2 separate regions of the Homo sapiens genome follow, and region 1 is linked to region 2. A link is a loop called in an ENCODE intact Hi-C map of the cell type or tissue named here. Cell type or tissue: heart right ventricle. All regions are shown on one strand.

What was found. Hi-C counts contacts between places; a loop is a spot of excess contacts. Peaks named below come from ENCODE experiments on the same cell type or tissue, not always from the same donor. Only the 100,000 strongest peaks of a DNase experiment are listed, where the experiment ranks them.
Region 1: it touches region 2 in a loop (4-fold over the local background); 2 of 110 quality-filtered maps call a loop at or near these places.

What each region holds. Positions count from the first base shown.
Region 1 is chr13:106,707,603-106,715,602 of GRCh38, forward strand. No RefSeq gene overlaps it. Among named protein-coding and RNA genes, the nearest start is that of LINC00443, 58 kb to the left of the region's middle. In heart right ventricle, no CTCF peak of the experiment used is centred here; no DNase peak of the experiment used is centred here; H3K4me3 peaks cover 984 bases; H3K27ac peaks cover 7,666 bases.
Region 2 is chr13:106,869,496-106,877,495 of GRCh38, forward strand. No RefSeq gene overlaps it. Among named protein-coding and RNA genes, the nearest start is that of LINC00443, 220 kb to the left of the region's middle. In heart right ventricle, no CTCF peak of the experiment used is centred here; no DNase peak of the experiment used is centred here; H3K27ac peaks cover 2,505 bases.

The DNA.
Region 1 (8,000 bases), 160 kb before region 2:
GGGGAAATGCCAGATGCTTATAAAATCATCAGATCTCGTGAGAACTCACTCACTATCATGAGAAATGCACTGTGGAAACTGCCCAATGACCCAGTTACCTCCACCTGGTCCCACCCTTGACACGTGGGGATTATGGAGATTACAATTTTGGATGAGATTTGGGTGGGGACACAAAGCCAAACCATATCACCACTGCACCCTGGCCCTGGGTATCTCATTTAAATAAATAAGATTCTTTAGCTAAAAAAAAAAAAAAAAAAAGTTCAGAAATAACAGCTGTAAACAATATTATTGTTATAAAGAATTTCAGAAACTTGAAAGCATTTCTTTTGTGAACTGTTTAATAACGTTCATGGATATTGTCGTCTTCTGAGTCCTTAGATGATGTTCCAATATGCTGTCTGCCTGGTATTTTTTTATAGATCCCATTAGAGTTCACCCTCGCTCTCTATGTTAATATCATTTGTGTGTGGTTTTGACTATATTTCTTTTTTAAAGAAGGGTGGCTTTAACTATACCTGGTGTTTTCCAACATTTATGTGATTGGCTCTTTTGGTTTTCTCCCTTTATCCTCTTTGATGATGCCAACGGACACTTTGGACAAAAATATGAGACATGTGTTTTTGGAAAAAGTTGTATGGTATAGAAGAAAATTTTATGCATGAATACTATATGAAAAAAAGCATGGTAGCATCCTATGACACCATCTCGATTCTGTAATATTTAGTGATCTCTCAGACTTACAGTACACACGCATCTTGTACTTTACAGATGCAAGTACTCAGTAAACTGGCTTTTTGGACAGAATGAATTAATCATATCACTATAGAGTGGGATTTTGACTGACTCACATGTTGTTTCACAGACCATTCAGTATTTTTCAAATTTTCTGTAGTGAATATGCAGAATTGTTGGAAAAGAATATAATTTTACAGAGATCTTTTCTAATTCCCCAGATAATTAAATCACAACTACATTTCTTAGAAATCATGTCTATTTTATTCATGGAACCATGCTTTTCATAACACCTAAGTTCTTTTTCTCACATCTGCTTAAGGTCTTTGCTAGATTAGAAACAACTAGAGGTCAGAAATGAAATCTTCTGCTCTTGTTAAATTACCCCTACTTAAGAGGTGTTCAAAATGTCAGGTGACCTACTCAGCTGTGTCAGAATGAGAACAAAGATGATCAAGTATTAATAAATAGCTCTTCCCTCAACCCATCCAATTTATAGTATCTGTTGAAATCAATCCTCCACTATAATATGAAAAAACAAAAAAAATTATAAAATCCACTTTGACCAAGCTCTTATTAAATCGATAGTAGTGATATTGATGTGGTAAAAGTTTTAAGCATGAAAAGAAGTGATGGTCTGATTTTTTTTATCAGGATACTAAAATATATACAATTCTGGCATTTCCGACATTTAATTCAGAGAATTTTATTTGTATGCTACAGCTAGATAATAAATAATTAAACTAACTTTGATATATGCCGTACAACATAGTTAATTAAATGCCAACAGCACCTTTTAACCTCAAAATATGTTTTTCTCTCCTTAGGTCCTGTCTTGGTGCCTAAAATTCTTACCAAATTAAGGCAATATTTGTGGGGTTAAACTCAACATCTGTAGTAGGCTAGTAGGCTGCTATTAAAATGCAAATACAGTTCATGAGACGGGAACCATTAATACATTAGCTTCTACTAATATCTTAAGCTTGATACAAGTATCAGATTAGTTCATGGACAAGGCAAGAGCAACACTGTGAGCAGAGGGAAAAGAAAAGACAAATTTTAATGACACCACAGAAGGAATCTGGGACACAGAGAGATTGCTATAGCTCAGATGTGGTTGGAGAATTCTGGGTAACCAAGGATCAGCATAGACCTCTGGTTGGTTAGAGACCTCAAAATGCTTAGGTTCCAGAGCCTGAAGATAGTTTTCTCAGTAAGAGGCATCACGGACTCCCCATAGGCAGATAGATGCACACACATTTCTGTCTTGCTACAGGGCAGCCTGTTTCACAATTCCATGTTGTTACAGCTGTTCTCTTTTTTGGAACAGAACTGGTCTATTGTGGAAAGTACCAGAGACAAGGATATGTGGTCAGTGCTTTTTCTCAAGCCCAAGAAATGCAAAGTGTTAACTGGAGTAGGCGGAGTCTCTGAGTCCCAGGGCTTCTTTCTGCACCTAGTGAGAGAACAGTAATACTCCTCACTCCTCCTTACACACAAGGAAAATTCCTCCTGGAAGAATGAGAGGTGCGCCAATTTGCTAATTACAGCTACCAGTAATGTTAACAATACTCTCCAAGTAATGAAGTAAGATAATATGACCAAACTGAAACCTCAGATGAACTCCCAAGAAAAGATGTTCATGTGTCGGAGAGAAGCTGAAAGTTGTTGTGAGAGCAACTTGGCAGAATCTGAAGTATACACAGAAGAGCTGAAGGTGCTTCTTAAAAGAGCAATGCTAGCTGGGGAGATGGAAGCACAAAGGAGGTTTTAATCATCAAGTGACTCTGAGAAAGCATCAGAAGAAAGAAAAAGCGTTTTGAGTAAAATAGAATACGTAGACACACACTGACGTGAATGCCCAGTCGAGGGGCAGATGAGAGTCACAGCTCCCACTCCCAAATGCAACCTCATCACAAAATCACACCTGAGAGAGCAATGGGGAAATGACGGTTAACCAACCAATTTTCTGATGTCTACCCTGCAGGGAGCTGTATACTTTCTTTTGTTTTCTTCACGTTGGGTTGCTCTTAAATCAAATGCAGTGTTTCAGCTATTGCTAAGACGCTGGACATATTGTCTGGCAAATGAACGGGTCCTTTGCCAAGTAACCGGAGCTCACTCTTGCTAAAGGAAGAACATTGTTCACTAAAATAGTTTCTCTTTTGATGCCAAAGGAAATCGAATTGTAATCAAGGGCTGAGAACGGACTGAAGTCATCAAGGCTGTCTTGCTTCAGATTTGGCAAACTTACATGTTCCCAGGCTTATGAAATATAATTTACATTTACAAAAGGGAGAGGCTTCATTACACTGGAAATTTGTTTTAAATAATGCCGAAGTGAACCACTGATGGAACAGCCAGCATCAAAATCCATGGTGGCTCCCACGGATCCGCAGGATCTACCAGGCGGCACAGATAAGCAGGAATTTAGGTTTTGTTGAAAGAACCCAACAAAGAGAGAAGGCCTCTAAGTAAATTATGAAGCCTTTCTATTAATATCACCATGTTGAACTATCTCAGAGACACCACTGTGGGTTCTTGTTTTTGTTTATCTGGTTTGGCTCTTATTTTTGTTTTGAAGGCAGTGGGTATAGGAGTATATAGAGTGAGAGGGCATACACTTTTATTTGTAGATCCATGATTTCCTCGCATTGCCCTAATGATTTATTCAAATTTCAAGTAAATCTCATTTAATTCACGCACCAAGGTTTTGAAGTTACACTTGCTACATTTGAGGAACCAAGAATTAAGGCTTATATGGTTAAATAATTTACCCAGGCCAGGAGCGGTGGCTCATGCCTGTAATCTCAGCACTTTGGGAGGCTGAGGCGGGAGGATCACGAGGTCAGGAGATCGAGACCATCCTGGCTAACACGGTGAAACCCCATCTCTACTAAAAACACAAAAAAATTAGCCGGGTGTGGTGGCGGGTGCCTATAGTCCCAGCTACTAGGGAGGCTGAGGCAGGAGAATGGCGTGAACCCAAGAGGCGGAGCTTGCAGTGAGCTGAGATGGCACCACTGCACTCCAGCCTGGGTGACAGAGCAAGACTCCGTCTCAAAAATAAATAAATAAAATTTTTTAAAAAAATAATAATTTACCCAAAGTCTCATAGCTAGTAGGTTACAGAGACAAGATGCAAGTCCAGGTTCCCTAGAGCCCAAAGCTATACTCTTTCTGCTATGTTCCCTGTGCTATGCTTGATATAAAGGTCAAGAAAGGAAAAAAATTGAGTGAAAATTCTTTATATCCACCATTGAGTTTTCCTCGAGAGCTGTCATGTCCAGAAAGGCCACTTTTGCCCTTATAAAATAAAGCAGAGAACTGAGGCAATTTATTCACTGCCTCCAAATAATCTTTCTCTGTCCTGTCTTTTGGGGAGCATAGGGCATTAGGTTGGCCTCAGTCATCTGCAGGATGCTGCTCCATTTTCCTTTGCCTTCTGGACATGGCCATAAGCAATCATAGTGACAGCAATACTTTGAACCAAATAACACAGTGAGTCAAGTAATTTGTCTTGAATAGATAAGGCTTTGGAATATGCAAATTTAGAGATCATCTTCCAGGTCAGGTAACTAAATTCCCACACCTGGTAAGAATAGAGAATGTAAAACACAGAAAGTAACAAGAATTTCTTATCACCTGCTATATACAGAGGAGAAGGCATTTCCAGATTTTAGTGATGAATCCAGTGATATCTAATTTTTTAAGTATTTATTTTTGTATAAAAAGTAGCATTAATTTTTGTAAAATGGAAAATGATGGAGATGATTGTTTTCTTTCGTCTTTTAAAAATGATAACCGGTTGGCCTCTAAATCTTTTAAGTTAATGTAATATTCATCAAAGTGATAAAAAAAGGTTAACTAATGCAATTATTAGATTATGTGGAAGTCACAGGGTATGCTACAAGCTTGGGCTTATCAGCTCCAGTTTTATTTATTTCTTTTAATTTAACTAGATTTCATTTAGCACTGTACCACACTTGGAGACATTATTCACTAAGCTAAGAAAAGACAACAAAAAATGCCTTGAGGACTAATGGGCCAGGATGTTTTGGTTTAATATCATAACAAGTTTCTATATGGAGCCGTTTTGCTCGTTGGCATGGAGTCATGAGTGTCCAATGCACGCTGCCGTTAAACTCAGTCCTTTACATAAGCGTCTGACTGCCAAGCTGTCCTCTGCCCTTCACCCGGCAGCTTTGGAGTATTTTGGTTAGCAGAGCCAATGCACTTTCCTCCACATAAAGGGAATTACGATTCCACTGGAGGCTCAAAGGGGAAAATTAAAGTCATCAAAAAACTCTGATTCAAGTAGGCATTTTCCTTGAAAATGTGAAGCACGCTTTGATTCACCCCCATCTCTTGCTGAGGGTGCTACAGAGGAGATGCGTTTGGCTCTCCATCCGAGAGGAATCTTTTAGGTTGGTTAATTCCACCCTCCACAAAAACAAAGGGATACAGTTTTTTGGCAGAAGGAGGTGAGAAGAACATGCAAAGTAGGGCATGAAATTTAAACAGGAATTCTCTGCAGCTGTTGTCAAATGGAATAAAAACAGCGTCACAAAGAAGGCAACTAAGGAAGCAGAGGTTAAATGTGAAAGAGCCCAAACTGGTGATGGTCCGAGGGATGCCTAGGTAGAACCGGAACCACTCAGCTTCCTTCTGAGGGACACCGCTGACCCCTCCTGTTGGAGGAGGCCCTGGACCACGGCTGCTGGCCTTTGATCAAACGGCAACATCCTCTGAGCGTGCACCCCTCTGCCAGGCCTGGCAGCTTCTTGGAGAAGAAGATGAGTAATTTTTCCTTAATGATGGAAACATTCTCTCCATGTCTTCTTTCAAAGTTTATGGACAATGATTGCATTTTATGATAATGAGAACAAAGTGCATCACTGTGAATGTGAGGAGTATTTTCCCCCTTGGCAAAACAATTGTTTTACACCTTTCCATGTGTTGCATCCTCGGGAAAGACACTCTGGCATAGATTTCCCCAAAGAAAATCTTTGTTCAGATAAACTTTAATAATAGAAGAGCATACTTGAGAAACAAAAACCCTCACTGTTTTTAGAAGTCCTTTAATAGCTTTAATGTCTAACCAAGAAAGAGCCGGGAAACTCTACCATCACAAGCAGATATTTGCTAGGACTTTTTTTCTTTGAGTTTATTAAATAAAGATTAGCCCTATAATCCTAAAATGTCCCCACAGTTAAGCTGGTGGTTGTTTCCCATTATACAGGCAGTAGTGTGATAGTGGTTTTACTGGATAATGCCATTATTATATATTTTAAAATACAGCATAGTATCATTATTGTTTGTATTCACAATCAGCACCTGGAGCCATAACCTGTCTTATAATCATTAGAATTCAAACAGTTGCAATAGCACTTCCTTTGAATCATGATCTAATACGAGAAACAATACAAGGCAAATAAATAGATTTCCTCCTCTTGGGCGACTTGAATATTCCCCATTGTGTGTGTCTTCACTGGCATTGAAAACTGGGAAACATTTGACAAAAGGTTTCTCTCACTTCCAGATTAGAAGTCTCTTTCTCACTATTCTTTGTCTCTCAGATAAGTTCATATACTTTTCCCCCTTTTCAACTAAGACCATGACTAAGTTCAGAGGGTCTCACCACCTAAGTGTGCAGCAATTGTTGGATTGGTGAGTGGTGTTCCGGACTGGTGGGGAATCCCTTGTAAATGTCAGTTTGCTATTTTCATTGAATGGATTGGTTCATTTTGGCATCTGTGGTTGAACAAAAAGATGAAAGTCGAGGGCCAAGATATGGACTTTGTGTATTGTTATTGGGCCACTAAGAAGTAAGAGCGTCAAATGAGCCCTGTTTTCTGTTTTGCCTGCAGGGGAAAACTTCCTGCCCTCCTTCCTGAGATCAGAGAGACGAGTTTTCAGGAATCCCTCCCCAGGGTTTGCCTGTGTACTCTGTGCATGGTGGAAGTGGAGAAGAGTGATCCAGCTTCCTTCAGTGGGACCCTCCTCACCCATCCTGATGGGTAGATACAAGATGCCGCCATAGGGGCTGCCCTCGGACAGAGCCAAGGAGAACATTGACTCATTCGTCGTGTGCAGACCTTTGCGGAAGATGCCGATGTGCTCAAGGCATGCTCCCTCATGTGAGGGGTGACATCACTGCCTAATTTACACTCATGCCAGGCCTAAATGACCTCATCACAGAAAGGCGATTGTCTTGGCTCCTACTACATGGCACAATTCTTTTCCTGAACATTCCTGATCATACTCTGTGCACTCCCTCATCCCTGCCTTTGTTATTTCCCCCTACCCCTGGAACACAGTTTGACAAACATCAATTCCATTTTCTTGTGAAGGCAAGTTAATTTTCAGACTCTCAGTGTCTTCATCTCTAAAACGAAGGGTTATCTGTGCTACTGCTGCTGCTGCTGCTGCTGCTGCTGCTGCTGCTGCTGCTGCTGCTGCTGTTTTCCTCATGGGTGTCTGGAGGGGAGCTGAAATGAAAGGGTGGAGGTATCTGGATCCCAGGGCTGCTTCCTTTTATCTGCCCTACATATTGCTAAAATCGCTTTTGAAAAATAGGCCCCACTGCTTTTAAATTACTGAACTAGATAGTATCGCAGGCTTCTTTGGCTATAAAATTCTGTGATTCTAGCATTCCCGGGAGTGAGGATTCAAACTGACCTGCAAGGATAATCCTAAGGCATTCAGCCTTCAAAGCCCTCAGCGCTGCCTCCCTAACCCTTATGGGAACTTCCATGGGACATCCAGGGTCATCTGACATCTGATTTCATTCTAGCTTGCAGCCTTATCTTTTCAAATGGCTTGACAATGTAGTCAAACTAGACCCTCTCTAAATTTCAAACCAACTGATACTTTCTGCTCTAGGTCTTTGTTGATACTATACTCTGCTCAAAATCATATGCATCCTACAAGATTCATCTCAAAAACTAAATATTATATCTACCACACTTACCGTATTTTGCTATGTGGTATTCTTGTTTGTTTGTTTTCTGAGTGAACAATTCAGGAGCTGTGAGTACATTCACAGCCTTATGCAACCATCACCACTACCTAATTCCGGAACATTTTCATCACCCCACAAAGAAATCCTGGGCCCATTAGTAATCACTTCCCATTCTCCCCTGTACCCCGCCTCTGGCCACCACTAATCTACTTTCTGTCTCTGTGAATTTGTCTATTTTGGACATTTCATATAAATGGAATTATACAATGTGTGACCATGTGTAAGGATTTTCTCACTTATC
Region 2 (8,000 bases):
TTGTACAGGAAAGAGACATTACATGTATACATTAGCAATGCACAATCAAATACTTGGAGAAATAATATTGTTTTATGAAAACTCATTTATGCAGTATACACACAGTTAATTAGAGCACTCTTCAATATTAAGAAAGAGGTATTGGCAAGAGGCAGGAGAAAGGATCAGTGGATATTGGAAACAGAAGAGAGTGACCAGAAGGCTAACTTTAGCAGTGAGCCTTTAGCAATGGACCAGGATACCAGGTGAGACGGGTAATAAAGGGACTGTGTGCGGAGATGTGGGAAGAGTGCAGGGAAAATGCAGAGGTAGCACAGACCCACAGGTAGGAGGGCAGTGCTGCTGCTGCTAGGCATGAAGCTCTCCCAGATTCTGGAGACAGAGTACTCTATGAAAAGGGTTGCCTGATGAGAAAGGGGTGTAGGCTTCAGCTGGGGAGGGGAAGCCAGATCTATGGGAGCCCGCAGGGAGAGGTTAGGGGAGAGGTACTCTGACAGCATTCTCTTTCCTTTCGCCAATTGCCCTGTACTCCCTATCAGCAGAACCCAACTGGAAGCAGGGAGTCTGCTGGAATAATGTGCATGGATCAACCTTTGGATGGAAGAAAGGAAGATATTCATGGCCAGGTCATGGAGACCTTCATACAGGGTGTCCCGGAGTCGGGATCTTCTATTACAGGTTATTGGAAGACATTGAAAGTCTCAAACTCTTCAGCACTGTATCCCAGCGGGCACATTCAGCTTGAATTCTTTGTGGTCACCCAACCAGCTCCCCTCACTCCATTCGGTGTAATGTGAAATGGAGGAAGGTGGAATTAGGGGGTGCAAAACTGGACGCCGAGGAGCAGCTGGGATGCCAATGAAGGGATCGATGGGATGAGGATACAAAGGAGAGGAAGAATTTGAAAAATACTTTGGAAGTGAGTTACAGAAGCTGAGGGAGAAAAGTCAAGGATCCTAAGGTCTAGGTTTATGACTTGGGATTATGAAGAGATAGTTGTACCACAAAATGAGATAGAGAATAAAGGCTTGGGAGGAACTTCAATGATGAATATAATCAAATTAATAAATTTAAATTTGTTAAATATAATCACAAGAGTCGTAAGAAACATTTACAATGATCTTATTCTTAATAAAGACCCATAATCTTTAGTTTCCAGTTCAAGACCATTCATGATGGGTCTTTGTCTTCCCCATTAGCATGGCATCTAAAATTATAGACTCTGAAGAATATCGCTGATATCATAATTTTTTCTCATGATATTCTTTTCTAATCAACCCATAGTCCATATTTTTATGGTTGGAGAGAAGTTCAAATTTGATAGCAAAGGCTTGACTGGTAGGTAATCTTAACTAAATCACAGAAGAATATATATTTAAATGTATTATAAATATTATTCAAATAAGCTAAAAGAGAACATGAATAGTGTGGCACTCCTGGATTTTTCTTCTTTCTGGACCAGTTATTATGAGTGGCCTTAGGCAAGCTACTTTTGACTCAGTTTTCAATAATACATAGCCACTCCTGGTGTTATAAATGAGTTTTTACAAAGCACTCCCCTATAGGCAAAATAGAAATAATAATACTTTGCAGAATTGAGGTCATAGGTATTAATTATGTTAAGTTCTAAGCAATGATGTAGCAGACATTTTGTTTCTAGGACAGGATGCTGGCTTTTACAGCGCTTTGTTCTCCTGTGTAATTATAGATCACTTTACAAGTATATTTAAAATATGAGTTTCTGTTTAAATCTTCTCAGTAACATGTTCAAAGAATACCAGTTTCATTAAGGAACATGGTTTTCTTTATTATCATGTTCTTTCATACAAATACTGGATTGTGAGTGCCTTAAATTCACTCATGAATGTAACCATTCAACATTTATTCTTGCTTTGCTCTACTTATTACTTATGATTTTGTCAGTTAATATAATAAGATTAAATTTGCAAGGCATACCTTCTAGAAGGTGTTTCTTTTTTGGCGCTATATTGATAATAGCTGCCACTTAGTTGTATATATTAAAATAACTCAGAAGTTTCAGTTAAGGTGAATTGCCAGCCATGGATAATTTAGAACAATTATTAGCTGATTATTTTAATGTTACTTTAAAAAAATATTTAAAAATGCTTACTAATTGTACCATTTGTGAAGAATCAGTTTTTTAACAGTGTGATGTTTTACTATACAAAGGTAAATGTTTAAAACAAAAAAATTACCTGGACAGATATAAGGACTTTCTTGCTCTAGACTCAGCCATTATTGGAACAGACTTCTCTATTACTGTTTCTTTAAACTTTGTAAGAACGCAATCCACTGTTTTCTGGGATTATGTTTTGGATTCATGTCCTGCTTTGGTGACACACTGAAACTGAGAAAAAGCACTCCCTTACTTCTGGCAAGAAATGCTTTATTTGGATGTTTACCCTAATTACTCCATAGAACATATTTTGGCTAGTTTTAGGGACCTTTAAGCCCTTCCTAGGACCTGGCAAAATCCTTCCTGTCCTGTCTTTTCTCGTCACTGGGGAGAACACTGCAGGGAATGTTGATACAGGGTCATGTGCATGCCACGATCCTCCAAAACAGATTCCCCACCACCCCAACCCCAATTAGCAAGACTGGACAGAATCACTCTGCTAAGATTCCACCTTTCATATTTTGATCAGGTGGTTGAAGAGTAGCACTTTTGCTGAATAGCTCTAGTGTATGGCCACCAGAAAAAAAAAAAAAGGTTATAACACCTTGAATTATTCACATCCAATACAGATATTATTCTGGCAAATAATTTAGTACATCGGAAAGTATAGAAAATTATAATCTCCTCATCACATGATTCGGAGGACAGCCTAGTCATTGGAAACTTATTCCTGGCCAGTTTTTTTTTTTTTTTTTTTTTTTTTGTCTGAAAAGATAGAGCTATTTTCTTTTCATGAGGCTGCAGTTTGTGATTACCAATGAAGTAGAAGCTAAGGAATTTTGGCTTCCAGACAACCCTGTCTTTCGTAAGGAGGAGTGACCTACAAAGGTACAATTAAGTCTACTTTCAGAGAGCCCTATTAGTAAAACAAAAACAACAAACAAACAAGAAAGCTCCTATTGAAATTTAGCTGCAAGGTTTGACGGGGTGGTGGCTCTTGCCTGTAATCCTAGCACTTTGGGAGGCTGAGGCGGGTGGATCACCTGAGGTCAGGAGTTCGAGACCAGCCTGGCCAACATGGTAAAACCTCGTGTCTACTAAAAATACAAAAATTAGCCTGGCGTGGTGGCATGCACCTGTAGTCCAAGCTACTTGGGAGGCTGAGGCAAGAGAATCACTTGGACCCAGGAGGCGGAGGTTGCAGTGAGCCAAGATCATGCCATTGTGCTCCAGCCCGGGTAAGACAGCAAGACTCCATCTCAAAAAAAAAAAAAAATAAGAAACTTAGCTGCAAGGTTTCGACACTTGTCTTTAAGGTTCTTGAGGAACCAAAATTAGGAGGCTTGTTGACATACAACCTTAGGTGCTGTCTTCATGGAAATGGGTCCATTTAGCCATGTTTTTAAACTAATATTTAATTTCAAAAGGATTTAGGTAAACTAATTATGGTTTCTCAGTTTTATCAAATTGAAAAGAGATGTAAGAACTGCAGAATTTCAGGGTTTTTAAGCTGGACCTGATGCCTTATGTGGAACTGAGTCCCATCCCTTTGCATCCTCCTCCTGTTGTGATGTAAGCTGAGTAAGGATAAAGCAACTGCAATAACAGAAAATTTAAAAATGCATGTTTTTATGAAATGCTTAGACAGTCTGAGGTGCAATGAGACAATATGACTATAGCATCTCAGCTGACGTCTTTGGCAATGACTTCATTGTCATTTGGGTTTGAAGGAAGTGGATAAGTAGAGAAAAGCGAAATTTGATATGTACATCTTCTGAATTGCTCAAGTCAACTGATTTTTACAGAAATAAGTCTTTCTTAGCATTTTGATCTTATTGTCAAGTAATCTAAACAGGAAAGGGAAGATGAGCTGGGCGCGGTGGCTCACGCCTGTAATCCCAGCACTTTGGCAGGCCGAGGTGGGCAGATCACCTGAGGTTAGGAGTTCGAGACCAGCCTGGCCAACATGGTGAAAGCCCATCTCTACTAAAAATATGAAAATTAGCCAGGCGTGATGGCACATGCCTGTAATCCCAGTTACCCAGGAGGCTGATGCAGGAGAATCACTGGAACCCGGGAGGTGGAGGCTGCAGTGAGCCGAGATGGTGCCACTGCATTCCACACCCCAGCCTAGGCGACAGAGTGAGACTTTGTCTCGAAAAATAAATAAAATAAAATAGAAAGGGAAGATGGAAAGAAGGGAGAGTCTTTGAATTAAGGGAACCATGCTGAGCCCTCCAGATCCCACAGGGCTGCCTACTCCTGGACACTGTCTCTAGAATTCCCCACGTGGACACCCAGCATGCCAAGAGTCCCAGGAAGGTACTGCTCATTGGCTGAATTTTCTGCATCTGCTTCCCCTCCCTGCTGTATTCTCTGTCCTTACCCACACCAGCTCCAAATAAGAACAAACTAGCCTGTAGACCTTCCATTCAACAGAAGCCAAAATTCCTTATCAAAGTCTTCTTTGAACTGCTTTGTTATCAGGCACTGTAATTTCATGCCCAACTTTGTTGATGTCTCTCTTAAAAGGACCAGAGAACTGGAGAACAATCTGGGCTTGAGCCTGCTGGTGAAGGGCAGTTCTTGAAAGGAAGGAGCTCCTCTTGGTGATGAATTGGGTGAAGAAGCGTGATTGTTTTGCTCTATTTACAGGATCATCTCTCTACTGTCTTTAAAAGCTTATTAAAAACAATCTGAGGAGGTTTCCCAGCATGCTGCTTTAATTTAGGCTGTTTTTAATTTTAGAAGAATGAAAATTCCCTATTTGGTAATTTCCTTTCTTGCTCAAGGTTTGTTCCTTTACAAGGTTTTCTCTTCTTATCAGCTTGGCCACTGTTGCAGCTATTGTAACTCAAATGTGGACAAAGGGGGAAAGAATACCACTCTCCAAAACAAAACCACAAAAACAAATTTAAAAAGTTTTTTTTTTTTTTTTTTTTTTTTTTTTTGGCAATTTGCCTTCAAAAGGGTGTAGTTCCGGGTAACAGAGAGTGCAGCAAGTCTCTGGAGTCTAAACGGAGACAGAAATCAAGGTGCTGACTTTAATTTTTCTTGGAAAATAAACAACATGAACATAACCCAAAATGTTTTCCAAGGAACCACTCTACCCTGAGGTCCTTATGCCCTGGAAGGGTGGGTTGTTTACTCACAGCCTCACTACTTAAAACTTTTATTTCAAACATTTTTAAATATCTTTCTTGCCATCTACCCATAAGTTACAAAGTGGCATTAGCAAGCATGGCCTCACATCCTATACAATATATGTGGGCAGTGTCTTGGAGTCTTTGTTGCAGATAGAGGCATATTGAGTAGAATGGGAAGTAGAGTCTAGAAAAAGCTTAGTGAGATATCCAGTAGCTTTTCTTATGAAACATGCTGTATTTTGGAAACTCATTAACTTTGATTAATATTAATTTAGTCTTTTATCACGTCAGGGGCCGTGCTGAGCTCTGACAATACAAAAGCGAATAAGACACCACCCCCACCTCTGGAGTTTATAGAGGAAAGACAGGCAAACAAGGGATGGGTAGGGAGACCTGTGTTGATGGACAGGGACCACAACGTGCTCTCTGCCAACACGGAGGGATGTCTCGCTCAACTAACACGAGGGCAGGGGGTGGGCTGTGTCCTGTCTGTCAAGCTGGCCAGAGAAGAGGACATGAAACAGATGATATGGTTGGGAACGATGTTTTCCCCTGAAATAACCTTAGTGGCAGTGAGGAGTGAACACAAAACCCTAAGTTTTTCAGTCACTGCCCACAGCAACCTTTGGTAAGCAAAAAGGATTTGTGAGGTCTTATATTTTAGCTTGAAAATTAGTGGGACATTTGTATCCTATTCTGTCATATTAGATTGCTCCTTACAGAACTGCTGATTTTGAAGGCCTAAACGTTTAAATAATGGTAATTGCACGGAGTGCAGACATCTGAAAAGAATGCCTTGCAGGAGTTGCCAGTTGTATTTCACTCTATCCTTTCATGTGCCCACTGCTGTCTTGGGGACAGGCATGTGGCAAAACGCAGAAGACCTTTGGGACAAATGGGGAGCTGCGACTGTTTGGAATGGCTCAGTTGGAGAGGTGGGCTGTCAGGTGGACTGCGGTGGGTGCAAGCTTCTCCTGAAATGTTCCATCAGTGCAAGTGAGAGGAAGCCTGTGGAGGGCTGGGAGCAGGAAGTGGCATGACTGTGCTTCCTGAGCTCATCCTAGTGGGGAGCTGAGGATGCTCTGGAGAGCCAGAGGCTGGGATAAAGATCACTTGAGGTCAGGAGTTTGAGACCAGCCTGGCCAACATGGTGAAACCCCATCTCTACTAAAAATACAAAAGTTAGCCAGGTGTGGTGGCATGCACCTGTAGTCCCAGCTACTCAGGAGGTGGAGGCAGGAGAATCACTTGAACCCGGGGGAGTGGTTGCAGTGAGCCGGGATTGCACCACTGCACTCCAGCCTGGGCGACAGAGTGAGACTCCATCTCAAAAAAAAAAAAAAAAAAGAAACAAAGAACTTTTAGGACATGAAAGGTGCTAAACAGTGAGAGACATGGTAAAGAAGAGAAGGGTGATTTTGGAGTTTTTAAGGGCTACAGCAAGAAGACTTGGAAAGTAATGAGTGGTGAGAGCTGAGGAGGAGGAAGAGCAATGGTCCTTATGGTGACTGCCGATCTTTACTGAGCGCTCCCTACGTGCCAGGCACTGCCCTGAGCACTGTCCATGGACTGTTTTACTAAATCCGCATTACCGATCTATATAAGGCTCATTTCCCAAATGAGAACATTAAGGCTGTCACAGAGGTTATGTGACTTGCCCAGGGTCACAGAGCTTATAGGTGATTGGTCCAAGATGTGGATTCAGGTGTACACTTACATGACTGGTCAAATCTTGTTGCTATTCATTGAAACAGAGAATCATCATCATCATCATCATCATCATCATCATCTTCATAACAAGAGACTGTGACATTTATTGTGTTTATGATGTGTCATGCCTAGGCTTACTCTAGGCCTGTTGTAGAATTTAACTGATTTAATCCTCAAACAACTCTACAACAGGGTGCTATGTGTTCCCCTGTATTCGTCTGTTCTTGCACTGCTATAAAGAAATACCTGAGACCAGGTGCAGTGGATCACGCATGTAATCCCTGCACTTTGGGAGGCCGAGGTGGGTGGATCATCTGAGGTCAGGAGTTCAAGACCAGCCTGGACAACATGGTGAAACCCCCATCTCTACTAAAATACAAAAAATTAGCTGAGTGTGGTGGCTGGCACCTGTAATCCCAGCCACTTGGGAGGCTGAGGCAAGAGAACCACTTGAACCTGGGAGGCGGAGGTTGCAGTGAGCTGAGATCGCACCACTGCACTCCAGCCTGGGCAACAAGAGCGAAACTCCATCTCGAAAAAAAAAAAAAAAAAAACCTGAGACTGGGTAATTTATAAAGAAAAATGTTTTAATTGGCTCAAGTTCCACAGGCTGTGCAGGAAGCATAGCTGGGGAGGCCTCAGGAAACTTACAATCACGGTGGAAGATGAAGGGGAAGCAGGCACCTCTTACCTGACTGGAGCAGGAGGAAGCGGGGAGAGGCACTGCACACTTATAGACAATCAGATCTCGTGACAACTCACTCTCACCATGACAACACCAAAGGAGATGGTGTTAAACCACGAGAAGCCACCCCCATGATCCAATCACCTCCCACCAGGCCCCACCGCCAACACTGGGGATCACAGTTCAGCATCAGATTTGGGTGGGGACACAGATCCAAACCATATTATCCCCCATCTTATGGATGAAGAAACTAAGGCACAGAGAGAGTAGGTCATTTGACCAAGGTCACACAGCTCATAATGTGGAAGAGTCAGTATTTGAA